Linked DNA regions of Homo sapiens: region 2 is linked to region 1. Evidence: chromatin loops called from intact Hi-C (ENCODE). Cell type or tissue: GM12878. All regions are shown on one strand. Each heading gives the region's core, and the rest is flanking DNA. Links, peaks and the distances in the headings are about the cores only. Region 1 holds the start of LOC105372071 (a long non-coding RNA gene). Region 2 has its middle 27 kb from the start of RPRD1A.

Evidence for each region. A loop is a pair of places that touch in the nucleus more often than their neighbours do. Peaks named below come from ENCODE experiments on the same cell type or tissue, not always from the same donor. Only the 100,000 strongest peaks of a DNase experiment are listed, where the experiment ranks them.
Region 2: it touches region 1 in a loop (2.4-fold over the local background); 3 of 110 quality-filtered maps call a loop at or near these places.

The regions. Positions count from the first base shown.
Region 1 is chr18:36,653,235-36,668,401 of GRCh38, reverse strand. It overlaps FHOD3 (formin homology 2 domain containing 3), which reads right to left. Exons shown (of 29, transcript NM_001281740.3): 13 at 14,986-15,060; 14 at 10,214-10,327. LOC105372071 (a long non-coding RNA gene) reads left to right here and starts at 4,984. Exons shown (of 3, transcript NR_132982.1): 1 at 4,984-5,095; 2 at 7,393-7,485; 3 at 7,839-8,013. RefSeq lists an enhancer at 6,121-6,280. In GM12878, for the core only: a CTCF peak has its summit at 6,206 (motif pointing right); no DNase peak of the experiment used is centred there.
Region 2 is chr18:36,087,249-36,102,415 of GRCh38, reverse strand. No RefSeq gene overlaps it. Among named protein-coding and RNA genes, the nearest start is that of RPRD1A, 27 kb to the right of the region's middle. RefSeq lists a silencer at 3,439-3,599. In GM12878, for the core only: a CTCF peak has its summit at 6,302 (motif pointing left); no DNase peak of the experiment used is centred there.

The sequences.
Region 1 (15,167 bases), core at 3,616-8,615:
AGACACAAATTACCAATATTAAGAATGAGAAATACGATCACTGCAGATTTTACAGATACTAAAAAAAATAATAAGGGACTATTCTGAACAATTACATTCCAATAACTTTGACAACTTAGATGAAATGGAAGAATTTCTTGAAAGACAAATCTACTAAAACTCACTCAAGAGGAAATGGATGATCTGATAAGAATATAAGATAAATATCTATTAGAGGCATTGAATTTGTGGTTTTAAACTTTCCCTTGAAGAAAGCTCCAGTCTTAGATGTCCTCATGGTGAATTCTATGAAATATTTAAGGAAGAGCTAGTACTAATTCTACGCAGCCTCTTCTAGAAAGCTAAAGAGGAAGGAGTATGTTTCCCCTCATTTTATGAGCATTACTCATGTACAGCCATTGTGGAAGACAGGCAATTTCTTAAAAGCTAAACATCCACCTGCCATAAAACTTGGCAATTCTACTTTTAGTAACAACCATGCACTACTTAACATTTCAGTCAACAATGTTCTACAAGATAGTGGTTCCATAGATTACAATGAAGCTGAAAATGTACTATCACCTAGTGATGTTATAGCCATCATAACATTGTAGCACAACTACTTTTCTTTTTTAATAACGTTAGTGTAGCCTCAGTACACAGTGTTTATAAAGTCTACAGTGATGTACAGTAATGTCCTAGGCATGAACAGTAATGTTCATGCTTTCAATTCTGTAAGCTCCATTCATGGTGAGTACCCCACATAGATGTACCATTTTTTTCTCTTTAATACTGTATTTTTACCATACCTTTTCTATGTTTAGATACGGAAATACTTCTCACTGTGTTACAACTGCCTACAGTATTTGGTACAGTTACACGCTGCAAGGTTTGCAGTCTAGGAGTAACAGGCTATACCATATAGCCTAGGAGGACATCTGGGACTGGAGCTTTCTTCATGGGAAAGTTTACAACTACAAATTCAATGTCTCTATCTTTGTTTATCTTATATTAATTCATACAGATTATTTCATCTTCTGTGAGTTTTGGTAGTTTTTGTCTTTCAAGAAATTCTTCCATTTCATCTAAGTTGTCAAAGTTATTGGAATATAATTGTTCAGAATAGTCCCTTATTATTTTTGTATAGCAAAATTGCCCAACACTGCTTTTCTCAGAACATAGCCCCATCATTAAGTGACGAATGACTATATTTACCCAAGAGAAATGAAAGCACATGTACATACAAAGACAACCCAAGTGTCTATCAACAGGTAAACAGATAAATTATGGTTTATGTACACAATGGAATACTACTCAATCAAAAGAAATTGAAACACACAACAACATGAAGGAATATCAAAACAATTATACTAACTGAAAGAAGTCAACTCCCCTCAAAGAGTATATACTGCCTGATTACACTTATATAAAATGCTAAAAACACACATGCAAATGAATCTACAATGAAGAAGCAGATCAGTGGTTGCTTAGGGATGGGGAAGGGCAGCAATAATCACAAAGAGGCAGCAGAAGATTTTTGGGGTGATGGATATGCACATTATCTCCATTGTGGTCAGGGTTTCACTGTTGTACACATACGCCAAAACTTATGTGCTGTTTCTTGCGTGTCAATTTTACTGCAAAAGCTGTTTTAAAAAAATATCCCTTGGTAAGTTCAAGTTAAGTAAAATCTTATTTGCGAAAGATGCAAACCTTCGATGTTTCCTATTTAAAAAGTAAATTATCATCTCTGGTAAAATATTAACAAAAGCAAAAACTAAGTTCATAAAATATCTGATACTTGAAATTAGCACTTAATTCACAAGTAGATAATTTGATATGAAGACTTAGAGGTCAAAAATAATAATAAAATGGCATTGAAATGATGCTGAGCAATGAGATCGTCCTCACAACCTGGCTATGAAATTGAGGATCACCCTGTCTAATGATACAGGACAAGAGGTAACTCTAAGTTATGCCCAGTTGTAAAAGGCATTTGCTTGCCCTGAAAAAAGAAAAATTAAGAATCTTCCTTCATAGCTTCAGGGTCATATCCTAGCTCTCATGATGAAACCAGCAAGCCCCAGAGGCATCTCCAAGAAACAGGCAGCTTTTCTCATCACCACTGCTACAATCCTGAAGACAGCCATCATCAGAGACTGGATGTGGATTTCAGTCTCCCTCTTGCTTTCTATTCTCCAGCCTGTTGCACACACTGCTTCAGTGCAGATCTGAGCTCCTTGGCCATGGGAAGGAATAGCAGGGCTCACGCAGTGTGCTGTGGAGACTGGTCCCACATGGAGTCTCACATTACTGTGCTGGCTCATATCTAGAGCATGAAGCCATTCCTCCAGGCCCTGGCTGTTGTCATGCTTCAGCCTGTCCACTGGCCCCTTTGTAGGCCCTGACTTTGGCATACAGCAGTTCTTGCCAGTTCTCTCATTCCCTCTTAATTTCCACCCTCCATCTAAGACCAAGTGAGTCCTCCGGCCCAAAGGAGGTCAGTCCTCTCCTGTCACAGCCCCAAGTCCACCTGTTTGGCTTCACAATTTGCCAATCTCCTGGAAGCTTCCCAAAGCGCTGACTGCCACCAGCATCTCCTGTGTTACGTGGCTCCCAGGCCTTGCTGGCCAGGACCAAGGCACATTCTTCCTTCCCATCTCCTCTCTGCTTCTTCACTCCAGGCCAACTCACTCTTCTTTTGCACACTTGCCTCTTCTCTAAATGCTAAATTGATTCCAAATGGTCTCCCATCTTTCCCAGATTTGCAAAACCCTGTTTTGAAGAAAGATATGGACTCGCTCCATTTTCTTATCCCCCTCTTAACCTCCCTGCCCCCCCACCAGGCCAATCTCAGAGCAAATAGCAATTTGCCTTACATTAGTGACTCAGTTTCCCAGACCTTTTGCCAGGGGTATCCCCCACAACAACAGAGCACCTGTGCTAGGCCCCCAGTTTGATTGCCTCTCTCTTTTCAGCTCTCCTATGAAGGTTCATTTTCTTCGCAGCATTCACTGCAGTGGAAACTCTTTATTTGCAGATGATTTGCTCATCTTCTGCTTCTGCCACTGAAGTGTAAGCCCTGTGAAGTCAGGGACTGTGTCTGATTCAATCGATACACTCAATAAGTACTTGTTGAATGAAATATATGAGTATGTAAGACTTGTGTATCCTACATACATAATTTCCAAAATTAACTGGAAACTCAGTATCCTTCCATTATAACAATAAAACTTATTTAGTCCTCATTACTGGGCTTTGAGGGAAGGAATGGGGAAAGAGATAGGAAAACAAACATTCAGTGATCTAGCAATATACATTTTCTTTTTTGAGACAGGGTCTCACTCTGTCACCCAGGCTGGAATGCAGTGGCATGACCTTAGCTCACAGCAGCTGCCAACTCCTGGGCTCAAGTGATCCTCCTGCCTCTGCCTCCTGAGTAGCTGCAACCATGGGCATAAGCCACCACACCTGGGGTCTCTTTGTTGCCTGGGCTGGTCTCAAGCAATCCTTCCACCTCAGCCTCCCAAAGTGCTGGGATTATAGGCATGAGCTACTGCGCCCAGCCCAGTAATACATTTTTCTGAAGGAGAAATCTCAATCTCAATCTCTCTCTCTCTCTCTCTCTCTCTCTCTCTCTCTCTCACATACACACACACCCCTTTTTGCTCTGTGATCTTTGTACAATAATGGTACAAAACTAATGTAGCAAGTGACAACTGGAAACCATGGCAAAGATGGGAGTAGGAATGGTGGGAAAAAGTCAAGTCAGATCTAAAACATGTGTGGGAGAAAGAATCTCCAGTACCTGCTGAGGACCCACAGTCCCACAGCACAGCACAGCCCAGGTTCCCTAGGGCCCACAGTCACTTTGTGAACCTACCATTAGCGAGCCAGACCCCACTCTGAACTTACTGCATCAACAGAACCAGTGCTTCTCTTGCGTGCTTTGGATGTAACGCAATCAATTAATAAGGACCACATTTAGCCTTACAGGGACTCTTATTGTTTGTAACAAGACTGCTGTCAGGAACTAGTGGCAGGCAAGTGGGAAGACTGCTTCTGCGCAGTCCAAGGAGAACACAGCATCTTTGAATGGTGGGGAATCAGACCACATTTGTACTGCTTGTTTCCTACTGGCATTTGTGGACTGGGTGCCATTAACTGTGTCACATAGAAAAACAATGTCCTTTATCCCATTATTTTACATTCTATTTGGGATTTTCTCAGAGAAGTTTGTTTTTTAAAAATGTACTTTAATCAACCAATTTAATTTTTTTAAAAACTAGAACCCCATTGCACAATGTGGCTCTCAATTCCACTGACAATTTTTTTTTAAGTATTGGGTTGACCAAGTGATAGAACACAGCCAGCAAGCATCTGGGATCCAGCAAAACACCCAGATCACATATCCACAAAACACAGTCATTCAAAAACCCAAGTAGAACTTCAAGGCACATGTAGATGACTAGTGAGGTCAGGGAAGGAAATGATAAAAGCCAAAGCAGACAAGAATGGGAAGACACAAGCATGTGGATTCATAGGGAATAGACAGTCCACTTGGAATTGGCAACAAAGATGAAGAAGGCACAGGTACCCACAAGTTACACACAGGGTGGTAGTCAAAAGGCAAGCCTGGCAGGCCATCACTGGAAGAACTACAGTAACTGCCAACAGGCAGGAAATGCATGGAAACAGAAACCTGAATTCTGAGGGAGAAGTCTCCATAAACATGGTGGAGATAGGTGTTCAAGGGGATCACAGCAAGTGAGATTCCCATAAGAGAGAGCTTAAGCTGGGAGAAGCCACCACAGAAGCACAGAAGGCTTCCACTTTCCCAGCTTCCTAAAATATGACTGTTCTTTACTATAGCACTGTCAGTCACTGTACACAACCTCCTAAAAGCAGATGATGCAATAATAGGACTGTTCCATGGCAGCACATGACACAGTTGTATTCCAGTGACCATGAAGAAAGTGGTAAAGCCAAAAACTGGGAGGAAGGAGAGCTCCTGAGAGGTCAGCGTGGCTGATCAGGGAAGGCTGACAGCAGGAAGAGGGGAGATGCTCCTAAGAACAGTTTGAACACACCGATGCATAAACAAACCTCCCTTCCTGTTAGTATCTGACACACGGTAGGGAAACAAAGGGTTATTCAATACATGTTGTTGAATGTATGAAAAAGCTGAAGTTGGACCTCTGCCTCATACTATTTGCCAAAATAATTTCCAGATAGATAAAACATTTAAATGTGACAAAATGTAGCTACAGAAGTACTAGAAGAAACCAGGAGAAAAAAGGCTTTCTTCAGTAGGAACACAAAATCATGAAAATAGAAAAGATTTACTCATGAAATTGAATGTTTCTACATGGTAAACACACAATAAATGAAGTAAAAAAGAACAATGAGAAAAGTGATTGCTACTCTTATCACAGTTTATAAAGAACTTCAATAATACAATGAGAAAAAACAACTCAATGACCCTCATATGAGGCATCTAAAATGGTCAAAGATATAGAAGTAGACAATAGAATGATGGTTACCAGGGGATTGAGGAAAGAGGGATATAAGGAGTTATTATCTGATGAGTATAAAGCTACAATTATAGAAGTTCCAGAGCTCTCCTACATAACATAGTGCCTATAGTTAATAATAACATATTGACCACTTAAACATTGTTAAGAGGGTAGATCTCATGTTAAGTATTCTTACTACACACACACAAAAGGTTATGTCCTTTATCCATCCCTTATTATCCATTATTACTCCCTAACAAGATGTTGTTACTTATATCTGGGTTTATAATCTTACAGGAAGTAGGAAGAACTCTGCTGGGACAACTATGAGAAAGACAATTCCCAAGATCTTCTAAGGGCTCTTGACATTAATCTGAAAAACAGCCATGTCAGTGTCATTTATAGTAAACAATGGCATTATTACAAGTGGAAAAGAGAACAGAATGCATGGTTAAAGTGCATATGATCCTTTGGGTTTCAGCACAGCATGTCCACAGAGAAATCCTCTCTGGCGTCCTAAGTATGGGCCTGAGGTTCCTACAACCTCTTCCCACTGAGCACTCACAGTGCAGGATAGGCTTACTCTAGGTGGCCTCTCTAGTCCCAGAACAAGGACTGTCTTAGGGTACCTTCAGTCCCAGGGCTTGGGCGTACTGTTTCCTCACATTGACAAGGCAAGCCTCCAGCCGCCATTGATGAGAAAGTCCACAAGATGGAGATGTCACTACAGGGAAGGGAAGAGGATGGGCCCGGCCTTTCCCAAAGCCTCACAACCACATATGCGCTTGAGGTGTGGTTGTTTGCTTGTTTGTTTCATTTGAATACTTGAACACAAATAGTTCAAATATTCCTGTAGTTTTATTTTCTTTCACAAAGAAAACATTTAGAAATTATCTGCTCAAAAAGTACATTTTCAAAAAGTGAAGTGTTTTAAAAGTCTGCTTTCATTAAACAGTTGCATCTTGTATTCCTGAGGGCCTTTGCAGATAGTTCTGGTTTTCTCGTTTTGTTTTGTTTTCTCTTAAGTTCCAAACTTCATGAAAATATTACTCTATTTCTAAAAGAGAGCCCTATTAACAAAGCTATAATAGGAGATATGGAGATGGATTCATTTTAATATCCTTGACTTAATTTTCCATATTGTTTCTTCAGCACTTCCTTCCTATGTCAATTTATCATTCCAAGTTTTATCAACATCTAACACATGAATATACTTGTTGGGGAAGAAATGGAAAACTCCAAGCTCATGACAATGTCCACTTGCATTTCCAAAGTGGGCCGAGGTGCCTGAAGGGTGTTTTAGTTGGCCTGATTATCCCAGGACTTCAGTGAAGTAGTCTTGTTTCCAAATCAAGGGAATGAAGTTCTAGAACTTCCTAGTATTGTACAGGGCTCAGGCACAATGTTTATTAGTCAGGGGTATGATCACAGAAGACGCGCATCCTCATTGCAGAAATGTAACCATTATTGATAATATAGTTCCTTTTTGGTTTTAATAATATATGTATATATAAAACATACCAACCATAAATCTTACAAATTCTACTAAAGTATATATACCTCAGTAAAAATAATCACACATCTTAATGGGCAAAAAATACTTGCATAGGTGAAATTAGATTATGGGTGATATCCAAAGAATTCAGTTGTCAAATATGACAAAGAAAAAATTCAAACTATATAAAAATGTCTATTATCATAAGTGCAACTGATGTAATATTCTTGGGCGATGGTGCACAAGTATGATTTGGAGTTAGAAGATCCTCTTATTTCTTTTTTTTTTTCCCCCACTTACAAAACATAAGTAAAGTGGTAATACAGCCAGGTCCAGTGGCTTCCTGGTCTTAATAAAACTGCACATCTGATATGTCAAATGATTCATCATATGTTTTTTCAGAGCCACACAAGGTGACAGTGAAAAAGACAAGCAAATGTAAAGGAGGTGATAGACTCTTAGAAGCTACCGTACTCGCTCGTGGATAGAGTGATGGTAAAGAAAACCAAGTTCCTACAGCAACAGCGTACTGTAAGAAGGAAAGGAACTTAGGAGAGTCATCCCACCACTGCTGTTCCCCAGTGACCCCATCCCAATGCCAGGCTCTCTGAGGGATTTAACTCCAGAGCCTTCTTCAAGCCAAGGACTGCTGAGTCCACACCTCCCCAGGGCCTCTGGAACATCTCCCTGGATGTCAGACAGGCTCCTTGGACCACCCATGCCCCATGCTGGAAGTCTCCACCCAATTTGCTTTTCTTCCAGTATCGTCCCAGTTCCTTGTTTCTAACATCCATACACTCGTGCAAGCCTGAACCTCTACTCATTTTGCGTCTCCTCTTACCCTCCAGGCGGCAGCCAACTCTGCCAAACCTGCTGCTCCTGGCAAGTCCCACAGCCAGTGCCATGTTGGGCACGGTCATCTCTCTTGGACTCTGACACTGCCTCGCGGCAGCCCTTGTTCCTGCAGCCTCACCCCAGTGGCTTGTTCTATGCTACTAACAAATTAGAATTGGTTGCCTCCTGCCTCCTGTCTCCTGTTTCCAAACTTGAACAGCTCCAGTGGTCTCAGGATAAAGTCCAGCCTCTTCCCCAGGATGTTCAAGGCACTCTGGGATCCAAGTCTTTTTTGTTTTTGTTTTGTTTTTGAGACAGAGTCTCACGGTCACCCAGGCTGGAGTGCAATGGCACAATCTCGGCTCACTGCAACTTCCACCTCCCAGGTTCAAGTGATTCTCCTGCCTCAGCCTCCTGAGTAGCTGGGATAACAGGCGTGCACCACCACACTCGGCTAAGTTTTGTATTTTTAGTAGAGACGGGGGTTCACCATGTTGGTTGGGCTGGTCTCAAACTCCTGACCTCGTGATCTGCCCACCTCGGCCTCCCAAAGTGTTGGGATTACAGGTGTGAGCCACCGCGCCCAGGCTCTGGGATCCAATTCTACCATTCCTGGTTTAACTGCCCACCCTCCTTATCCCCAGGGGCACTTCAGCCAGTCCAGGCAGAGAAGGAGACACAGACAGGAGTCCTTCAGGATCCTGGATCTTCTAGCCCAAACCTGGACCTGGGATTCCAGTGGCAGAAAAGCGGGCAGAGGTTGGGGCTTCCCTTTCAGAACCTGGGAAGAACATCCAAGCCCAGGGCTTTGGTAATCTTGTGGGCCACATGGACCCCTGTCTGTATAACTTTATAACTTCACAGACCTCCAAAGTGTTCCCAAGCAGTGAGCAGCTAAGTCACCCCATCCTTCCATCAGTGTTTACTGTGGCTCTACTATTGCCAGGCCCCAGGCACTGTAGGGAACACACCAATGAACAGAGCCTGGTTCTAGTCCCTGAGGAGCTGGCAGCTTGGCAGGTGCAAGATGTGCAACGTCGTATCAGTCTGACTCCAATATTACTCACTTTGGCCCCAAATCTTACATCCCATTTGACAAGGGTCATCTGTATGGTGACCTTTTCAGGACTACAGGTAACTTCAGCTAATCCCAACAGGAGGTGCCCTAGGGTAAAGGACAGAACTACAGACAGGTAATGGTGTCTTCGGGGTAATCAAATGGTTACCTTATTATCAAGACCTAACTTAGCCCAAGTGTGCTCAGCCCAGGACCACACTGGACTGTGGAATCTGAGAGCTTGACACCGTAGGATCTACATGCCATCTTAGAAGTTAACAGTGACATGTGACTAGGCAAACCCCACTGGACCTCCCTTCCTCCCAGGGCTTAAGGTCTTGCCTGCTCTCAACCCAACCAAACCTCCAATCACCAGCAGCACTCGGCAAAACATACTTCAGAATACACATAGAAGAGGATCTAAATGTGGAACGCAGGTTGCTTTAAATTTGGGATTTGAGGTAAGTGATCTCTGATGTCGCTCATGTCTAGATTCCTGATGAATGAGGAGCTGCTGGAAGTTACATGCTATCATCTCCTACACTAACAGCTTCCACCAGATACACATGGTGGGCTTCACACAGCACTCCCGAGTGGACTTTTGTTTGCTCATCAAAATCACCCTCTAAGGTATGGGTTGGTGTAATTGGCATTTACCCTCAGGGTTAAATAACTTCCAAGTGAGTGAGCTGGAATCCTAACCAGTCTTCTCTAACTCAGCACTCTTGCCATGTGAGGGTAACTTTCTAACTGTTCTAAAATTACAGGTCTTACCTTTCCCTTGTAAACACATCCTTGGGCAATCATTTGCTTCTGGGAGTCATAATCAGTTAATTTCTGGTGGTCTAATACTCTTGCCAAGTTAAATTCCTTCCATGTACCCATACAATTCTTTTCTCTTCTGGTAGGTCCTGGATTAATTATACAGCACCTTAATGGGCCCACTACTTTCTGATTTACACAGATTTAATCATTCAATGGTGAAAACTGATGTGTATATAACAAATTGCAGAGCTTACGTAAAATCTAGAACAGTTTTTAAGGAATGAATCAAAACATTCACACAAATATTTTAGAAGACATTTTTATACTTTCTATGGAAAGTGTGTAGGGGGATGAGACGCTAATATTAAAATATCACCTCTAATAAAATATTTGCTTAGTAAATAGTGTGAAAGAAAGAGAAAATATTCCTGGCTTCGGACAATGTTCTGTAAAGGAAAATACTTCATGTTATGTCTTTTATTTATATTTTTCCTTTAACCACACTTAACCAAATTGATTCCCCTCACTTGAGGACTGTGAAGCTATCAGCGTGCTTGTCGAACTCACCTTTCCAACCTGGCCTCCTGTGGGGGTGAGACGGATGATGTGGGGGTGGTGGGCACACTGGATCCAGATGAGGGTCTTGAGGAGTGATAAGAGTTATTGCCAAAATTGCTGTATCTAAGAAGTGCAGAGGTTTAAGTTGGGGGGAAAAGGATAGAGAAATAAGTACAAGTCAGTAAATAAGACTTAGCAAACCATTTTAATTTTTGCAAGAGAAACAGGTCTGGAAATGCTACCACTGTTAGTGGTAATTCTACCTAAAGAGGTTTGTTCCCTGTTTTTTTCTGATAATTTCTCATAAGAGGAGTTTCCCAAAGTCTAAAACCATTAGGCAGCAAGATTTATGACAAAGGGTTTAAATAAAACCCTAACATTTCCTGTTTTTTAAAATGTACGTTAAAATTATTTGCTAACATAAATTAAAAATCCAAATCAATTTCACTTGAACCATGAAGATTTTTCTTGCCTCACATGGTGGCACAATTAGTGTTAATTCCATCACAGGTCTGTAAGAAATACCATATGGTTGGCTAAAGAAACATCTTATTTAAAATTCCACTTTAGTATTTCCATATCAATTTCACTGATTAAATGTAATCCCATCACATGTTCAGTGATTGAGGAGAAACTGTCCCCAGGCTTTCTGGACTGGCCTGCTCCTTAGAGGTGCATGTATTCATGTTTTCATCCAACATTTCCCCTGAACCAAAATTACAGCCATGAGGTTTACATGAGATTTGATGATTTTCCAGACATGTCTGACAAGTTAAATTTCAAGATCTGTAAAATTCTAGATTTCTGTTTTTCAGACTAGACGTCCTTTAGCAGACCATATTTAGGTATCATCACTCAGAGCACTCCCAGAAAACAAATCATTATTTGATGCCCTTGCATGGGCTCAGACACTCAGGATTACTTACAAATAATGAGGCTCAGAGAGCTTTGCCTCGCAAATCTACCCAGCCACAGAGCAGGACCCACCCCGTCCACCGAACTGGTTAGGGACACTGTATTAGAATGTGTGGGACCCCAACAGTCACTATAAGGACACAAAGAGCTTCTTGCACATGGAGAATCCAGTCCAAACGCCCATCAACAGAAATTGGAATCCCTTCTGGAAAGCAAACTGATTTCAAAATGAGTGTATCCTTCGACAGAGTAAGTCAACTTTTGGGAAGATAACATAAGGAAATAACCTTATAGTTATTTATATACTGAAAATGTCATACAGGAAGATACTTATTGGAGCATTATTTATCTTTTTTCTTTTTCTTTCCAGAAAGCTCCTGCAAATAGTGGAACATTATTTAGATCATGGTAGAAAACTAAAAACTACTTAACCAGGTAGAAATGTGGAAATGGCTACGAAAGTATGATATATTATTTGTCAATGGACTATTATGCAACCCTTAAAAATGATTACCAATTTTATAAGTGACAACACGAAAAATGATAATATAGGCTAAATGAAAACATCAGGATATAATATACACAGTTTGATCACAACTGTGCAAAAATATACTCAAAAGTCAAAAACTAAGTGTAGGAAAAACTATAAAAATGGGCTATTTTTTAAAAAAGAATAGAGAGATGAAATTTCAGTTTTCAATAAGAAATTTCATTATTATAATGGAAAATAAAATATTGATACGACCCGCATCTATCCTGTGCTGCTAATTCTGGTCAGTTTGGCTGTTGCTGTCCTTATTTATTTAGTGTCACATGGCTGGCATATTCTCAGTGCCAGACAGAGAGAGGCTCAGAGCATACCACTCTATTCCATTATCCTCTGTGAACACATCATCTTTGTGGGACTTGGTTTCTGAGTACTCATTTTCTCTTTAAAAACCCAACACTCTACATGTCAAACAGGTTAATTGCTTCTCCAAGTGAGTGTTGGTTTAATTTTTCAACAGGGTTCCCAAACCACAGGCCACATAGGAAGCACAAAAGCAAAGGATGAAAGGAACCTACAAAGGCAGAAATAGAGAAGGGAGAGAAAGCCAATGAGCAAAGAGGGAAAGAAACCAGGCAGCAAGCACTGCAATGAGGGAGGGGAAGGAGGCTGCCCCGCACGACACCTAGCACTCTCCGTGACGAGACCCTGATGCAGCCTGATCCACACAGGCTCCATGCCTGTGTCAGCAGCTGCCTGGATGCTCAGCTTGTCATCCTACTCCAGCAGCTAAAACAATTCCCTTCCCACCACAAGTGGACATCCTGCAGAATGTTTTAACAGGATCACTTTGCTAAAATTGTGTTTAAATGACGCTATGGAAATAAAACAAGCAGAATGTGTTTTTCCCTCCTTTGGTTTTCCTAATGTCTAAGCAATTAATTCAAATGCCTCATAGTCTAATTTTGCTTCTCAATTTCAGCCAAACTAACTAGATCATACAACTCACTATTCAGCATTTTTGTGTGTGTGTGTGTGTGTGTGTGTGTGGAGGGTGAGGGTTCTTTTTAATGACTAACTGGTCGGTCTTTATTATAACCCATTCAATCGCAGTCAACCACTGAGTAGTCCATCTGTGGTCACACAGACCCATGAAAACCACAAAAAGTGAACATCAGAAAAATCAATAGGAACAATACTTGTACAGTATCCAAGTTCCTGCTGGAGAAGTGATTTTAAAAGTTTACAAACTTTGCTCAGTTAAATCAAAGTCAACCTTCATTCACAAGCAAGCAGCTTTTTTTTTCCCCCACAACTTACGTGTATCTTCAACTGGACAGCTTATGTGTTTCTATTGCTCCCACCCCCACGACTATAAATAGCGGTGAAGCTTGCAGACCAAACGGGAAGGGTCTGGGGCCCAGGAAAGCCCCAACTAGGGCCGAGACCATCACCAGAAAGACCAGCATCACCACCGTGGGCTAACACACTCTCTGGGAAAGATGAGATCACCAACATATTTTTGTTCCAGTCAAATGTTCAGCTCCTAACTTGCACATAGATATTGTTCTTGGAAGGTGTAAGAGTCATGTTGGATTCATTCCGCAAAAACTGTGTGAAAGATAACAACAATCCTGGAACTGTAGACCTGGAAGAGACCTGCAGAGAACTTGTAGTTTCAAGGAATTCAAATTTGGTTCACTGGGATAGTATGATTGGGGTACAAAAAAAAAAAAAAAAAAGAAGGAAAAAAAAAGAAGCTCAGTTCACAACTCCTGGAGGTATACAAAGCCATTCTGGAAATCAGAGGAAATTAATTTTCAGATCCTGAAGTTCCATATCTGCTCTTTTTAAAAATGGATCTTCCCATGCTGCTCCTAGGGTCTCCCAGTCCTTTCCAGCTTCTCCTTCCAAAATCACCTTCCATTTTTAGAAAGAAAAAAAACTCTTGAGCAGGTGGAATCAGTGTGGGGCACTGCTTTGTGCTATAAGATCTCCATGGTACCAAGCAAAGGAAAATATCACTCCTGAGGGAATTCCTTAAGAAGTATGCTGGAGGGAGAAGACGGAGCTTTATTTATCCAGGGAAAAACTAGAAGCAAGGTCTCATGCCTCATCTCTGTCTACGTGCCCACCTGAGAATCAGCCCCAAAAATGAGACTGTTGTCAGGGATGCGTATGAGCTCGCTTATTTGAACTGAAACATGAAATCAGGCTTCTTCTGACAGAAGTTAAGTCTCATTTGACTAAGGACTGGCTTTGCCAAGTAGGTATACATAGGTGTTTTCCAGAATTAAATCAGTTAAATCTAAAGCCCCAAGGTTTTGAAAAAAATATAAAGCATATATACAATAGACAAATTATATCAACAATTTAAACTTATAGTAAAAAAAACTGTAGACAGGCTTCTCAAAACTTGGAGGGAAACTTCAAAATTCCTTCAGATATAGTAAGCAAAAATTGTTAACGATCATAGATCTAGATTAGCCCTCCTATTTATTAGGTGAAAGGTCTGATACCCATAAAGACTGGTCATTTTCATGGTATGAAGGAGCTTCCTTCAAGGTTCAGGTCCTATAAGCCTTCATTTAAAACATGGTGCAGCTTCCTGTTGAGTAGGGCACCCAGACTGGGGTCCCCGAAACACAGGCTCTGGCAAAACATCTTGCTGACAAGGACTTGCCTTGGCAGGGTGTGGTGAGTGCAGTAAGGAGAGAAAGTGACTGACTGCCTAAATGACAGACAGCAGCACCACGTACGGGTTAGGAAGCGACTCTGGAACAGGCTGCCTGGGGTTGAAACCGCCTCGCAACATACTAGCTGAGTGACTCTGGTCAAGGTACTTAGCCTTTCTGTGCCTCAGTTTCCTCAGTGTAGTAAATGCTTGTAATAGAACCTACCTCTCAAGGGTAAAGTAATAAAGTACTAATTTCATGGAAAATACAGGATGTGGCTCAAAAACAATGCTCAATAAATGTCAGCTATTATAATTAATCTAAGATGAAATGGTCATTAGAATGATCAACTATTGATTTTTGGACGACTGATTGTTCAAAATATGCCAACTCTATTCCCAGTTCCCCACTCCAGCAGAGAGCTCATAACGCAGGCAACAGGGAAAGGCATTAATACAGGTGGACACCTGTTGAACATTCTTGGGGGAGTTCTGATTTGCACACCTCCCTCTGCCCTCATCTCCATTTTTTATAAGATTTAAGTGTTCATAGTAAAATACGTAATTAATACCTATGAAGTGGTTCAAACTGTAATTGTGTGTCACGTTGTAGGAAGATATTAGCATTCTTTGAAAAGAAAAATGCATACATTAGAATATAAAACAGAAAGCTACAGAAAAGGGAAAGAAAATAAAGACACCCACCTATTAGAAGAGAAAGATCGGAAGTGGTAAGGCTCAGAGGCAGAATATGTGCTCAAAGAGAAAGAATCAGAGGAACTGTCAAAGGAAGAAAAGCCCGCTCACAATGTGGCACGGAAAGATAGCAAAGGACTTTGATACATTCTTCAGCGTCAAAAAGACTTCATGCCACCTGGCTTGGTACA
Region 2 (15,167 bases), core at 4,394-9,393, 570 kb after region 1:
CTGAAGCCTGAAAACCGAGCTGCCAGCTATGGATAGAGTCCGTGACTGGAGTGAGAACTTTCTTGATACATTTTAGCCGATCAAATGGTGCTTTTTCCAGCCCACCTATGGACCAATCAGCATGTACTCCCCCATTCTGAGCCCATAAAAACCCCACTTAGCCTCACTACCTGCTCTTGGGCCCCCTCTCTGCTGAGAGCTTTCTTTCTCTTGCTCAGTAAAATTCTTCTCTGCCCTACTCACTCTCTGGTATCCGTGTACCTTATTCCTCTTGGTCACGGGACAAGAACCCGGAACTTGCCAAGCTGCGAGCAGCAGGACTGAACAAGCTGTAACAAGACCCCATTCGTCAAGCTGTGGGCAGCAGGAATGAGAGAGAGCTGTAACATTTCTTGGGGGCAGAACTTGGGACTCCCCAGGCAAGAGCTGTAACACCCTTTGGGGCTCTGTGGTTACTGACGTCTCCAAGTTTTCAGGTGCCACCATGTTCCCCTCATCTAGATGCCAGTGCCTAATGTGGAAGCCATTCACAGCATGCCTGGTCCAGCCACAGGTTGAGTGCGGATCCCACAGCCTGTGTGGGATATAGGCCAGGGTGCAAGCCAAGCAGAGCCTGCTGGGTCGAGCCTGTAGAGTGAGCCCAGCAGGCTCAAGTGAGGTCCTGGACAGAGTTCATGGCAGCCAAAGAGATTTCCAGGTGGCAAAGTAGCACCGAAGGAATCCTATAACACTGAAACCCTCCTTCCTGCTCGCTAAGCAATGGGGGAGAAAAAAAACTGCTGGGCACCATTCCCTTCCACCTGCTGAACTACAAAGGCCACAACACAAGGACAGCACAAGAAAACTACAGACCAAGAAAAACCTCATGATTTTATCAATTAGTACAGAAAAAAATGTTTGATAAAAATTAACGGTAGGGAGGGACCAAGATGGCCAGATAGAAGCAGCTCCCATCTGCAGCTCCAAGCTGGACCAACAGAGAAGGTGGGTGATTTCTGCATTTCCAACTGAGGTACCCAGTTCATCTCACTGGGACTGGCTGGGTGGTGGGCGCAACCCATGGAAAGAGAGCAGAAGCAGGGTGGGGTGTCACTTCACCCAGAAAGTGCACAGACCAGGGAAACCTCCCTCCCCCAGCCAAGGGAAGTGGTGAGGGACTGTGCCACCAACCAGGGGTACTATGCTTTTCCCACAATTTTTTCCAATCCATGGATCAGGAGATTCCCTTGTGGCGAGGTTCCAGAGAAATAGGAACGCTTTTACACTGTTGGTGGGAATGTAAATTAGTTCAACCATTGTGGAAGACAGTGTGGTGATTCCTCAAAGATTTAGAACCAGAAATACCATTTGATCCAGCAATTCCATTACTGGGTATATACCCAGAGGAATGGAAATCATTCTATTTTAAAGGTACATGCACACGTATGTTCATTGAAGCACTACTCACAATAACAAAGACATGGAGTCAACCCAAATGCCCATCAATGATAGGCTGGATAAAGAAAATATGATACATATACACCATAGAATACTATGCAGCCATAAAAAGGAATGAGATCATATCTTTTGCAGGCACGTGGATGAATCTGGAAGCCGTTATCCTCAGCAAACTAATGCAGGAACAGAAAACCAAACATCACATGTTCTCACTTATAAGTGAGAGCTGAAAAATGAAAATACACGGACACAGGGAGGGGAACAACATTTACTGGGGACTTCTTGGGGAGGGCAGGGGTGGGAGATCATTAGAGAAAAGAGCTGATACATACTGGGCTTAATACCTAGGTAATGGGTTGATAGGTGCAGCAAACCACTATGACGCATGTTTACCTATGTAACAAACCTGCACATCCTGCACATGTACCCCGGAACTTAATTTTAAAAAAAGAAAAAAAATTAACCAGTTACAGCCTGAGTGTGGTGGCTCACATCTGCAGTCCCAGCACTTTGGGAGGCCAAAGTGGGAGGATTACTTGAGGCCAGGAGTTCAAGTCAAGCCTGGCCAACATAGTGAGATTCCCTCTCTACAAAGAAATTTAAAAATAAGCCAGACATTGTGGTGTGCACCTGCTACTAGGTAGGCTTTTGTTGGAAGATTGCTTGAGCCCAGAAGTTCAAGGCTGTAGTGAATTATGATCACACCACTGCACTCTAGCCTGGGCAACAGAGCCTGTCTCTTAAAAAAAGAGTTAACCATATATGATTAAGAAAAAACATATAGCTAACATCATACTTATTGGTGAAAAACACATGCTTTTCATCTAAACTCAGATATAAAACAAGGATGTCAGCTGGGCATGGTGGCTCATGCCTGTAATCCCAACTCTTTGGGAGGCCAAGGTAGGAGGATTGCTTCAAGCCAAGAGTTCAAGACCAGCCTGGGCAACATAGTAATACTCTGTCTCTATGCAAAATTTTAAAATGAGCCAGGTATGATGGCATATGCCTGTAGTCCCAGCTATTTGGGAGGCTGAGGTGGGAGGAGCGCTTGGACCCAGGAGTTTGAGGTTGCAGTAAGCCATGATCATACCACTGCACTCCAGCCTAGGCAACAGAACAAGACTCTCTCTAAAAGTAAAAATTAAAGTAAATTTTTAAAAGGACGTTCATTGGTAAAATAAAGTAAGAGAAATGCATATAGGCCCTTCTATAACTGAGTATCTTAGCTATAAAATGCATTTCTGAACTTTTTTGTCTAAACTCAGAATATGGGCTTGAAATGTACTTTGAAACTCTTTGTTTCTCTCCCCTTTCTACCAGACACTCCCTTGCACCATACACACTTATCTAACCATCTCCTTGTTTAAAAGTTCCAGGGACTAATCTTGAAACAAACCAGGCATGGAGGCCTTGGGAAATCCATCTTTTTAGGGGAGTCCATAAACAATTAGTTCACCACCACCAGACTGAAGTCAAGATAACACCAACAAGACCTCTGAATAGATGATTATTCAAGATAGCCATCAGAACAAGGCATGCAGAGCTGCACCCTGCAACACTCCTACATGATTCTCACAGCAAGTTTCTCTTTTGAAACTCCCTCAGTCAGCCCAAAAGTTTGAGATGATCTCTTTGTGACTTGAGCTCAGCTATCTCCCTCACTGATGGCATTTGAAATAAAGGTTACTTTTCTTTTACCATGCATTGCTTCTTGTGTTTTTAGCTTGATAGGTGGTGAGCAGCTGGACCTGAGTTTGGTTACACTTCTAGAACTAATAAGTGAATTGAGCTTTGTACAGGATACAATATCAACACACAAAAGTCAATTTTATTTCTGTTTACTGACAATGAGCAATTGGAAATTAAAATTAAGAAATAAAATTCCATTTAAAATTGCTCCCTCCAAATTGCAACACTTAGGTATGATTCTAACAAAACATGTAAAGGGTGTTTATACTAAAAACTACAAAATGCTGTGTTTAAAAAAAAAAAAAAAGAAGAAGAAGAGGAAGAAGAAGAACAAGCGGCCGGGCGCGGTGGCTCACACCTGTAATCCCAGCACTTTGGGAGGCCGAGGCGGGCAGATCATGAGGTCAGGAGATCGAGACCATCCTGGCTAACACGGTGAAACCCTGTCTCTACTAAAAATACAAAAAATTAGCCAGGCGTGGTGGCAGGCACCTGTGGTCCCAGCTACTTGGGAGGCTGAGGCAGAAGAATGGCATGAACCCGGGAGGTGGAGCTTGCAGTGAGTCGAGATCGCGCCACTGCACTCAAGCCTGGGTGAGAGAATAAGACTCCGTCTCAAGAAAAAAAAAAAAAAAAAACGCTGAATGAGAGATATGCTATGTTCATAGATTGGAAAAAAACATAATAAATGTTTTCATTTCAATCAAAATCATTGCAGGATCTTTTTAAGTATAGACAAGCTGATTCTTGAATTTATATAGAAAGGCAAAGGAATGAGAATAACCAAAACTATTCTGAAGAAGCATAAAGTTGATAGAATCATACTATCTGACTTTCAGACTTACTATAAAACTACCATAATCATGACTTGGTTGTTCTGACCAAGGGAAAAATATACAAATCAATGAAGTAGGATAGAGAGCCTAGAAATAGACTTACACAAATATAATCAACTTATTTTTGACACAGGTGAAAAGACAATTCAATGGTGTAATAGCAGTCTTTTCAAAAAATAGTGTTGAAACAACTGAACATTATGGGCAAAAGAACAAAATGAAAATCCAAACAAAACTTTATCCAAAATGGATCATAGATATGAATATAGAACCATAACACTTTTAGAAGAAAATATAGGAGAAAAATCTTCCTAACCTGGGGTTAGGCAAACTTGAACCAAAAGCACAATCCATAAAAGAATAAGTTGATAATTTGTTTCAGAAAAATTGAAAATGTTTGGGCAGGCGCAGTAGCTCACACCTATAATCCCAGCACTTCGGGAGGCCAAGGTAGGAGGATTGCTTGTGCCCCGGAGTTCAAGACCAGCCTGAGCAATTGAGCAGCATGGTGAGACTCCATCTCTGCCAAAAAATAAAAAAGTAAAAAATTAGCTGAGCATGGTGGCATGTGCCTGTGGGCCCAGCTACTCAGGAGGCTGAGATAGGAGGATCCCTTGAGCCTAGGAGGTCAAGGCTGCAGTGAGCCATGTTGGTGCCACTGTGCTCCAGCTTGGGCAACAGAGTGAGACCCTGTCTCCTCCACCAAAAAAAAAAAAAAATTGAAAATTTTTGTTTTGTCAGAATAGAAAAGAGAAACTATGAACTGGGAGAAAAATATTCGTAAATCACATATCCAACCAAGAACTTGTTTTCAGAATATAAAAACAACTCTCATAACACAATGGTGAGAAAACAAACAACCTAGTTCTTTAAAATGTGGGAAAAACTTGAATAGATATGTAGATATGTCACCAAAGAGAACACATGGCGGCACATGAAAAGAGTTCAATAGCATAAATCACTAAGGAAATGCAAATTAACACCATAATGAGCTGTCAGTATTCACCTCCTAAAATGGCTAAAATTAAAAATTCTGACAATATCAATATCCAGCAAGGATGTGGAGTAACTAAACTTTCATACATTGGTAGTGGGTATGCAAAATGGTACAGCCTCTATGGAAAACAATTTGGTAATTTCTTACAAAGGTAAATATACAACTACATTATGGGTACATTATGACCCAACAATCCCTCTCCTGTGTATTTGCCCTAGACTAATTAAAACTTAACATTTGCACAAAAACTTGTATAGCAGCTTTATTCACAATCACCAGAAACTGGAAACCACCCAAGTGTCTTTCAACAGTTGAATGGATAAATAATGCTGTGGTATATCTGTGTAGTGCAATACTACCCAGTAGTGAGAAGAATAAACTACTGACACAGGCAACAACCTCCATGAATACATGGTGATTTTGCTAAGTGAAAGAAGGCAGACTCAAAAGGTTACATATTACATGTTTCCATTTATATGGTACTCTGGAGAAGATAATATGATAGGAAGAAAAGATCAGTGGTTGCCCAGGGTTCATTTTGGGAAGGCTGTGACTGTAAAATACTAGCATAGGAGTTTGATTTTTGGGGGGCAGGGGTTGAGAGATGGTAATGGAATCATTCTGTATCCTGATTTTGGTGGTGGTTACACAAATCTATATGTAGTGAATCTCACAGAATTCTACTGCATAGGAAAAAAGTAACTTTTCCTAAGTTTTTTTCTAAAAAAGGATGAGGTGGATATTTCTCTTGATTGAACAATACAGTGTAAAATATTGAGTACACACCACACCTGGGTGTGGGTGTACTTACAGAAATTTTGGAAGGATACACAGTACAGTGGAAGACTTTTGTATTCTTTATACATTTCTTTACTTGAATCTTATTTTTTACCATCTTTTTTATTGTGGTAAAATATACAATAACATAAAATTTACCTTGTTAATCATTCTTAAGTGTACAATTTAGTGGCATTAAGTACACTAACATTGTTGTGCAGTCGTCACCACCATCCATATTCAGAATTTTTATGTCTTCTGAAAGTGAAACTGTGGATCCATTAAACAATAACTCCCCATTTCTTCTTTTCCCAGCCAAACACCATTCTACTTTGTCTTTCTGATTTTGACTACACATTTAAGTGGAACATACAATATGTGTCCTTTTGTAACTGGCTTATTTCACTTAATATAATCTTATCAAAGTTTTTTCATTTATGTTGAAGCATGTGTCAGAATATCACTTTTTTAAAGCTAAATACTATTCCATTGAATGCATATAACACATTTAGGATGTTATTTAAACCCATGCAGTAAGCCCAACTTAGTAGAACCAGTCTGCCACCTTGTGGAATTTTAACACAACTTCAAATTTTACAAATTGAGAAGATGACTAATTTAGAAATGATGCTACTAGTGTTCAATTACTAGCTATTTTTTTGGTGTAAATTTAAAGAACTAGTTTTATTTAACATAACTGTGCAAGAAGTATGTGAAGAGAAACTCAAATGCTGCTGATGGGCCAAAATATTTGAGTACATGTAAAGTTATTTCCTATTCTTGGATAGGAGGAATGGACTACAAACATGAATTAAGTGGTCATGGAGAAAGACGCAAATGGCTTTTTATCATATAAAAGCTTACATATTACAGGATTTCAATCTCACTCATACAAGAAAATGCAATTTAAAAATTGTCTACAAAAAATTGTAGACAAAACAAATTTATCTCCAAAAACGTTGTAGACAAAAAATTATCTACAACATGGATGAACCTTGAAAACATATGCTAAGTGGGAAAAGCCAGATACAAAAGAATAGATATCACAGTTGTCCTTTATTTATTTATTTATTTATTTATTTATTTATTTATTTATTTATTTTTGAGACGGAGTTTCGCTGTTTCGCTCTTGTTGCCCAGGCTGGAGCGCAATGGCATGATCTCGGCTCACTGCAACCTCCGCCTCCCGGGTTCAAGTGACTTTCCTGCCTCAGCCTCCTGAGTAGCCGGGATTACAGGCACTCACCACCACGCCCAGCTAATTTTTACTCCCACTTCATCTTAGCCGAAAACATTTGGCAAATGGGAAGAGATTATGAAGTAAGAAAAAATAGCATTTACTAAGGTCTACTATAGTCCTCTACATAATTCTACCCAATCCTCATAACAGCCTTACTATATAGGCCTTATTAGTTTCATATTGCAGATGACTAAAACGAAGTTTGGAGAGGTTAATTGGTTTGGTTAAAGTCCTAGAGCTAGTTGATGCCACAGAAGAAACTTAAACTCCTGTCTACGGTCTCCAAAGTTGAAAATTTGGGAGTTCAAGTTTGGCATCTTTACTTTTCCTTTTTTTTAAACAAGGTCTCACTCTGTTGTCCAGGCTAGCGTGCAGGTGGCACAATCATAGCTCACTACAACCTCAAACTCCTAGACTCAATTAATCCTCCCACATCAGCCTTCTGAGTAGCTGGGACTACAGGTGCACGCCACCATGCCGGTTTTATTTATTTATGTATATATTAGTAGAGATGAGACCTTGCTATGTTGCCCAAGCTGGGCCTTCCTGCCTTCCTTCCTTCTTTCCTTCCTTCCTTTCTTTGTTCTTTTATTGGGGACATCCTTTCTTAAAAGAGATTTTGCAGTCGGATGTCTGATGTCCTTTTTCTCCATTTCCTATGAGATGTGTGATTCCACTGTTAGAGATACAGCACATATCCTGAGCTACGAGGGGTTGGCTGACTGTAGATTTTCTTCTTCGCAGGAAAAGTACAAGGTTCTGGATAGGGAGGCATGAAGTGGCTGATATGCCTGCCAAACAGGCTAGGCTTGCTGGGCTGCACCATAAAATGCCAGGGTTTGAACAAAGGAGAAACATCCTACTATTCCAGAATTTGGCTGGAACATCCCCTGATCATTTTAGAGAAACACTGCCAAAGGAGCATGCTCATGGATGTGAGACAAAAGTCACAATGGATCCAAAAACTATTCATTCAACAAGTACTTATTGAGCCCCTACTATAACCAGACACTGTTCTGTGCAGTGTTTGTTAATTAGAAAAATAGACCCAAATCCTTGCTCTCATTGAACGTTTATTCTAGTAAGAATAGGCAGAGAGGCTGGGGTCAGTAGCTCACTCCTGTAATCCCAGCACTTTGGGGAGGCAGAGGTAGGAGGATTGCTTGAGGCCAGGAGTTCAAGACCAGCCTGGTCAACATAGCGAGACCCTGTCTTTACAAAAAAAATAAAAAAAAGAATAGGCGGACAAGAAGTAAGTTAAATAGATAAACAATGTAGTGTGCTAGAAAGATATTTTACAAAAAAAAAAAAATGTTGGGCCGGGCACAGTGGCTCACGCCTGTAATCCCGGCACTTTAGGAGGCTGAGGTGGGAGGATCGCTTGAGGTCAGGAGTTTGAAACCAGCCTGGCCAATGTGACAAAATCCTGTCTCTACTAAAAATACAAAAATTAGGTGGACATAGTGGCATGTGTTTGTAATCCCAGCTACTGAGGAGGCTGAGGCATGAGAGTCACTCGAACCCGGGAGGCGGAGGCTGCAGTGAGCCAAGATCATGCCACTGTGCTCCAGCCTAGGTGACAGAGCAAGACTCTGTCAAAAAAAAAAAAAAAAAAAAACAGAAAGAAAGAAAAGGAAAAAAAGAAAGAAAGAAGAAGAAACCACGTGATTTTTCTGTTCAACGCTTTGCAACAACTTCCCATCTCACTTATGCAAAGTAAAAGCCAAAATCCTGGCAGTGGTTTATAAGACCCTATTTGATCATTGTTCTCTCCTCACGCCCCATCTTACTGTCTCCTACTCCTCTCCTCTTTGATCACCCACTCCAGCCACAGGAGTTCTCCGTGCTGCTCCTGAGCCACCCCAGGCACCTTCCTGTCCTAGGGCCTTTGTATTGGCCATTCGCTCTTTGAACACCCCGAAATAGCTGCACGGGTCACATGTCCCCTCCCTCAGATCTCAGAGTGGCACCTTAGTAAGCCTGTTCCTAGTGAACCAAAATCCCAACAGCCATATTCCTTCCTCGACATTACTTTTCCACATGGCACATAGCACAACTAACACACCATATTATGCTTTCACCTGGTTCACTCTTCACTTCCACAGAAGCTCTGACGGAGACACAGATTTTTGTTTGTTTTATTCATTGCCCTATCCCTAGTGCCTGGCTTATATTAGGTGTTCAGTATGTCAATGCCTTCCAGCCAAAGACCACCAGGAACATACCTGTAATTGAACAAGTTGAGTTTTTGGCTTGTTGTCATGAAAGAGAATGTACAAGAGGGGGAACCATGGAATGGCTTGGTATGTTAGCAAGGAGGATTTGGGCTTAAGTTAGGTGATTTGGCAGAGGTTTCAAGGAAGTGAGGTTTTGCTCTGAATTGAATGATGCCAGGAAGCAGGAATAATTATCTGATTGGGTATTTTAATAAATTTTTTTTTAGAAGGGGGAAGAAGAGAGCAAGGCTAAGGATATAATTGGTAAAGAAGCAGCAGTTATATTAGCAGGAAGAGGAGGCTATTTTTGTGGTTTACACAGTGACTTTATTTTTTCCTGTTCTTGGATAAAATTTATGAAGTGGTCTTGTTTTTGTTTGGTTTGGTTTTTGTCTCACTTTACCGAGGTCATAGAGTGCCCTTGTCTGATGTAGGTGCTCTGTGAGATTGTTTATGTTCATCAGAAGAATACCATGACCTGTCTGTGATGCCAGATGAGCTCCTAACACCACAGAGGGCCAGGTGATAGAGCCAGGCCAACTGCACATGTCAGTGGTTGCTTTTCTCCTTTTCAAGTATGTATTTGTTAAATGATTGAGTGAATGATTATAATGGTAGTCTTCATAAACCTAAAAGGCTATCATGTGGAAGTAAAGTTAGGCTAATTTTATAAGAATTCAGAGAATAGAATTGGAACAATGGGTCCAGGCATGGGTGGCTCATGCCTGTAATCCCAGCACTTTAGGAGACCAAAGCAGGTGGATCACTTGAAGCCAAGAGTTTTAGACCAGCCTGGCCAACATGGTGAAACCCCATCTCTACTAAAAATACAACAATTAGCCGGGTGTGGTGGCACATGCCTGTAATTCCAGCTACTCAGAAGGCTGAGGCACGAAAATCACTTGAACCCAGGAGGCAAAGGTTGCGGTGAGTCAAGATCGTGCCACGGCACTCCAGCCTGGGTGACAGAGCAAGAATGTCTCAAAAAAAAAAAAAAAAAAAAAAGGATTGAGACACTGGGTAAAGTCAGACAGTCAGCAAGCTTCAGCTTACCATAAAAACTTTTTAAAAATGAGCCCCCCACCCCTGCAGGGAGATAAGTGTCAATTGCTTGAATTCTTTACAGAATCTGGAGGGGACATTGTAGAAGTGATTAAGGCACCACACGGAGTGCTAGAGCTAGATGTGATGGCCTCAGATTTCCTGAAGTTCTAGGAAGATCTGCCAATGCTTCCTTGGCCTTTCAGGGTGCTTCCTATGAAGATCTGAGCAAGAATCAGTCACTGGCTATCCTAAGATAAGGAAGAAGTTGTCCAGGCCTTTAGGATTTCGCAGAAGAGAAGTGAAGACAGATGTAGAAGCAAATATCTGCAGTGCAGTTCTTCAGGGCAGTTTTGAAGAAGTAGTTGCCACTGGGGCCAATTTTGCCCATATAAGACATTTGGTGATGTGTGGAGACATTTTTTATTGTCACAAGGAGTGAGGAGTTTGCTACTTACAAATAGTTAACAGAGGCCAGGTTGCTGCGAAGCATCCTCTAATGCACAGGACCACTTCCCACATCAAAGAATGATCTCTGGCAAAATCAGTCCAGGTTAAGCATTCCTAATCCAAAAATCCAAAATCTAAAATGCTCCAAAATTGGAAACATTTTTGCTGACATGATGCCACAAGTGGACAATCCATACCTGACTTTATATGATGATTTGCAGACAAAATGCAGGTGCACAACACACAGTTTATTTAACATCCCCAAGGGAAAAAAAGATTTTCCCAGGCCCCTTCAGTTTTGATACATCTTTTCCACACATGCCAGATGTGTATGTCATGTTTTACTATTAAGCACTTACATGTGAATAAGTGTAAGAAAATGATGGCTTATTGGTAGCGTATAAATTCAGAGCCAGGAATGATGGTAATGACAAGCAATCACAAATTGTCCACTTGGGTGACTAAAATAATGACACCTTTGCTTTCTGAGGGTTCAACTTGGTTTTATGCACAAAATCATTTAAAATATTGTATAAAATTACAGTACCTTCAGCATATATATAAAACATAAGTGAATTTTGTGTTTAGACTTGATCCCATCCCCAAGATATCTCATTATGTATATGCAAATGTTCCCAAATCCACAAAAAATCCAAAATCTTTAATACTTCTGGTCCCAATCATTTGCGGATTTTTGTTTGTTTGTTTGTTTTTAGAGGCAGGGTTTTACCATGTTGGCCAGGCTGGTCTCAAACTCCTGGTCTCGAGTCATCAGCCTACCTCGGCCTCCCAAAGTGCTGGGATTACAGGCTGAGCCACTGTGCCCCACACATTTAGGATAAGGGGAACAACTTGCAGTGCCAAGATTGAGAAACCATGGTTCAGAGGGATAGGTAAGAAGTTGTCAATACTCATAGAGAGGAATGGGTCATGCTGCTTCTAAGGGAAATGGGAAACAAATGGTCTTACAGAGGAGGTGATATCTGATGTGGGTTTTGAGGAGGAATAGGAAATCCTTGGTAAAGAAATGCTTACTATGTTCAGACACAATGGTTCAAGCCTGTAATTCCAGCACTTTGGGAGGTCAAGCCGGGTGGATCACTTGAGACCGGAAGATCAAGACCAGCCTCGCCAACATGTCGAAATCCTGTCTCTACTAAAAATACAAAAATTAGTCGGGCATGGTGGCACGTGCCTGTAATCCCAGCTACTTCAGTGGCTGAGGCAGGAGAATTGCTTGAACCCGGGAGGCGGAGGTTGCAGTGAGCCGAGATCACAGTACTGTTCTCCAGCCTGGGCGACACAGTGAGACACTGTCTCAAAAAAAAAAAATGCTTAATTTATTTTGGAAAAACATTCTCAAATATTTGCAGAGAATAAAATGCCTGGATATTGCTGCAAAATAATCCAGTAGGGACGGTGGTGGGTAAAACAGCAGAATTTGCCCAGGAATTGATAATTGTTGAAACTAGTGATGGATACATGGAAGTCCATTATACTTTTAACTTTGGTATATGCTTAGAAATTTCCATAATACAATTTCAAATTGAGTTTTCTTTTTTTTATTGTGGCAAAATATACATAACATAAAATTTATCATTTAAACCTTTTTCTGTTTGCTTGTTTTTTGAGACGGAGTCTTGCTCTGTCGCCCAGTCTGGAATGCAGTGGTGTGATCTCGCCTCACTGCAAGCTCCACCTCCCGGGCTTCAAGTGATTCTTCTGTCTCAGCCTCCCGAGTAGCTGGGACTACAGGCACATGCCACCACACCTGACTAATTTTTGTATTTTTAGTAGAGACAGGGGTCTCACTAAAATGTTAGCCAGGCTGATCTTGAACTCCTGACCTCAAGTGGTCTGCCTGCCTTGGCCTCCCAAAGTGCTGGGATTACAGGCATGAGCCACCATGTTCCGCCACCAGTTAAACCATTTTTAAGCGTACAACTCAGTGGCATTAAGTACATGCACAGTGTTGTGCAGCCATCACCACTATCTACTTCCAGAATGTTTTAATTATCTCAAACAGAAACTTTATACCCACTCAACAATAACTCTCTGTTCCCTCCCTCCCCTCTTCCCCCTACCATTGTTTAAGCTCTACTCTACCTTCTGCCTCTATGGATTTGCCTATTTGAGGTACCTCATGTAAGTGGAATCACACAAAATTTGTCCTTTTGTGTCTGGCTTATTTCACTTAGATAATGTTTTCAAGGTTCACTCATTTTTCACATGTATCAGAATTCCATTCCTTCCGTGTTTTCTTTCTTTCTTTTTTTTTTTTTGAGACAGAGTCTCACTCTGTCACCCAGGCTGGAGTGCAGTGGTATGATCTCGGCTCACTGCAACCTCTGCCTCCTGGGTTCAAGCAATTCTCCCTCCTGCCTCATCCTCCAGAGTAGCTGGGACTACAGGCATGTGCCAGCATGCCTGGCTAATTTTTGTATTTTTATTAGAGACAGTGTTTCACCACGTTGGCCGGGCCAGTTTCAAACTCCTGACCTCTCAGGTGATTCACCCAACTTGTCTTCCCAAAGGTTGGGATTACAGGCATGAGCCACCATGCCTGGCCAGAATTTCATTCTTTTAATGACTGAATAATTTTCCATTGAATGCACAGTCATGTGTCGCTTTATAACAAGAATATGTTTTTAAGAAATGTTCCAGGCCGGGCATGGTGGCTGATGTCTGTAATTCCAGCACATTAGGAGGCTGAGGCGGGAGGATGGCTTGAGCCAAGAAATTTGAGACCAGCCTGGGTAACATGATGAAACCCTGTCTCTACAAAAAATACAAAAATTAGCTGGGTGTGGTTGTGTTGCCTGTAGCCCCAGCTACTCGGGAGGCTGATATGGGAGGATCGCTTGAGCCTAGGAGGCAGAGGTTGTAATAAGCCAATATTTGCACTACTGCATTTCAGCCTGGGCAACAGAGTGAAACTCTGTCTGAAAAAAAAAAAAGAAACTATAAAAAAGAAAAAGAAAAGAAATGCACCATTAGGCAACTTTATCTTTGTCCAAATATCATACAGTGTACTTACACAAATCTAGATGATACAACTAGGCTATATCATATAGCCTACTGTTTTAGGCTACAAATCTGTATAGTATGTTATAGTACTGAACACTGTAGACAATTGTAACACAATGGTATTTGTGTATCTAAATCTTTCTAAATGTAGAGAAGGTACAGTAAAAATATGGTATGAAAGATTAAAAAATGGTACACCTGTATAGGGTACTTACCACGAATGGAGCTTGCAGGACTGGAAGTTGCCCTGGGTGAGTCAGAAAGTGAGTAGTGAGTGAATGTGAAGGCCTAGGACATTACTGTAGACTCTATAAATACTATACACTTAGGCTGCATTAAATGTGTAAAAATGATTTTTTTCTTGAATAATATATTAACCTTAGCTTACTGTACTTCATAAACGTTTAAATTATTTTTTGACTCTTGTGTTTTAAATACTTTTTTCAATAGTTTTTGGGGAACAGATGGTGTTTGGTTGCATGGGAAAGTTCTTTAGTGGTAATTTCTGAGATTTTGGTGCACCCATCACCCAAGCAGTGTACACTGTACACAATGTGTAGCCATCGGGTTTTTTGTTTTTGTTTTTGTTTTTGAGACAAGGGCTCACTTTGTCACCCAGGCTGGAGTGCAGTGGCATAATCTTGGCTTATTGCAACCTCCGCCTCCCAGGTTGAAGCGATTCTCCTGCCTCAGCCTCCCAAGTAGCTGGGATTATAGGCACCTGTCACCACGCCTGGCTAATTTTTGTATTTTTAGTAGAGATGAGGTTTCACCATGTTGGCCAGGCTGATCTCGAACTCCTGGCCTCAAGTGATCTGTCTGCCTTGGCCTCCCAAAGTTCTGGGATTACAGGCATTAGCCACCGTGCCAAGCAGCCACCATGCCCGGCTCCCAATGTGTAGCCTTTCATCCTTCACCCTCCCTTCCTGACCTTCCCCCAACAGTCCCCAAAGTCCATTATATCATTCTTACGCTTTTGTGTCCTCATAGCTTAGCTCCCTCTTACAAGTGAAAACATATGATATTTGGTTTTCCAACCCTGAATTACTTCCCTTAGAATAATGGTCTCCAACTTTATCCAGGTTGCTGCAGATGCCATTACTTCATTGCTTTTTATGGCTGAGTAGAATGCCACATTTTCTTTATCTACTCAGTTAGTGGGCGTTTAGGCTGATTCCATATTTTTACAATTGTAAATCGTGCTGCTATAAACATGCTTGTGCAAGTGTCTTTTTCATGTAATGACTTCTTTTTCTCTGGGTAGGTACCCAGTAGTGGGATTGCTGGATCAAATAGCAGTTCTACTTTTAGTTCTTCAAGGAATCTCCATACAGTTTTCCATAGTGATTGTACTAGTTTACATTCCCACAAGCAGTGTGAAAGTGTTCCCTTTTCACCACATCCACGATACCATCTGTTATTTTTTGATATTTAAATTATTGTCATTCTTGCAG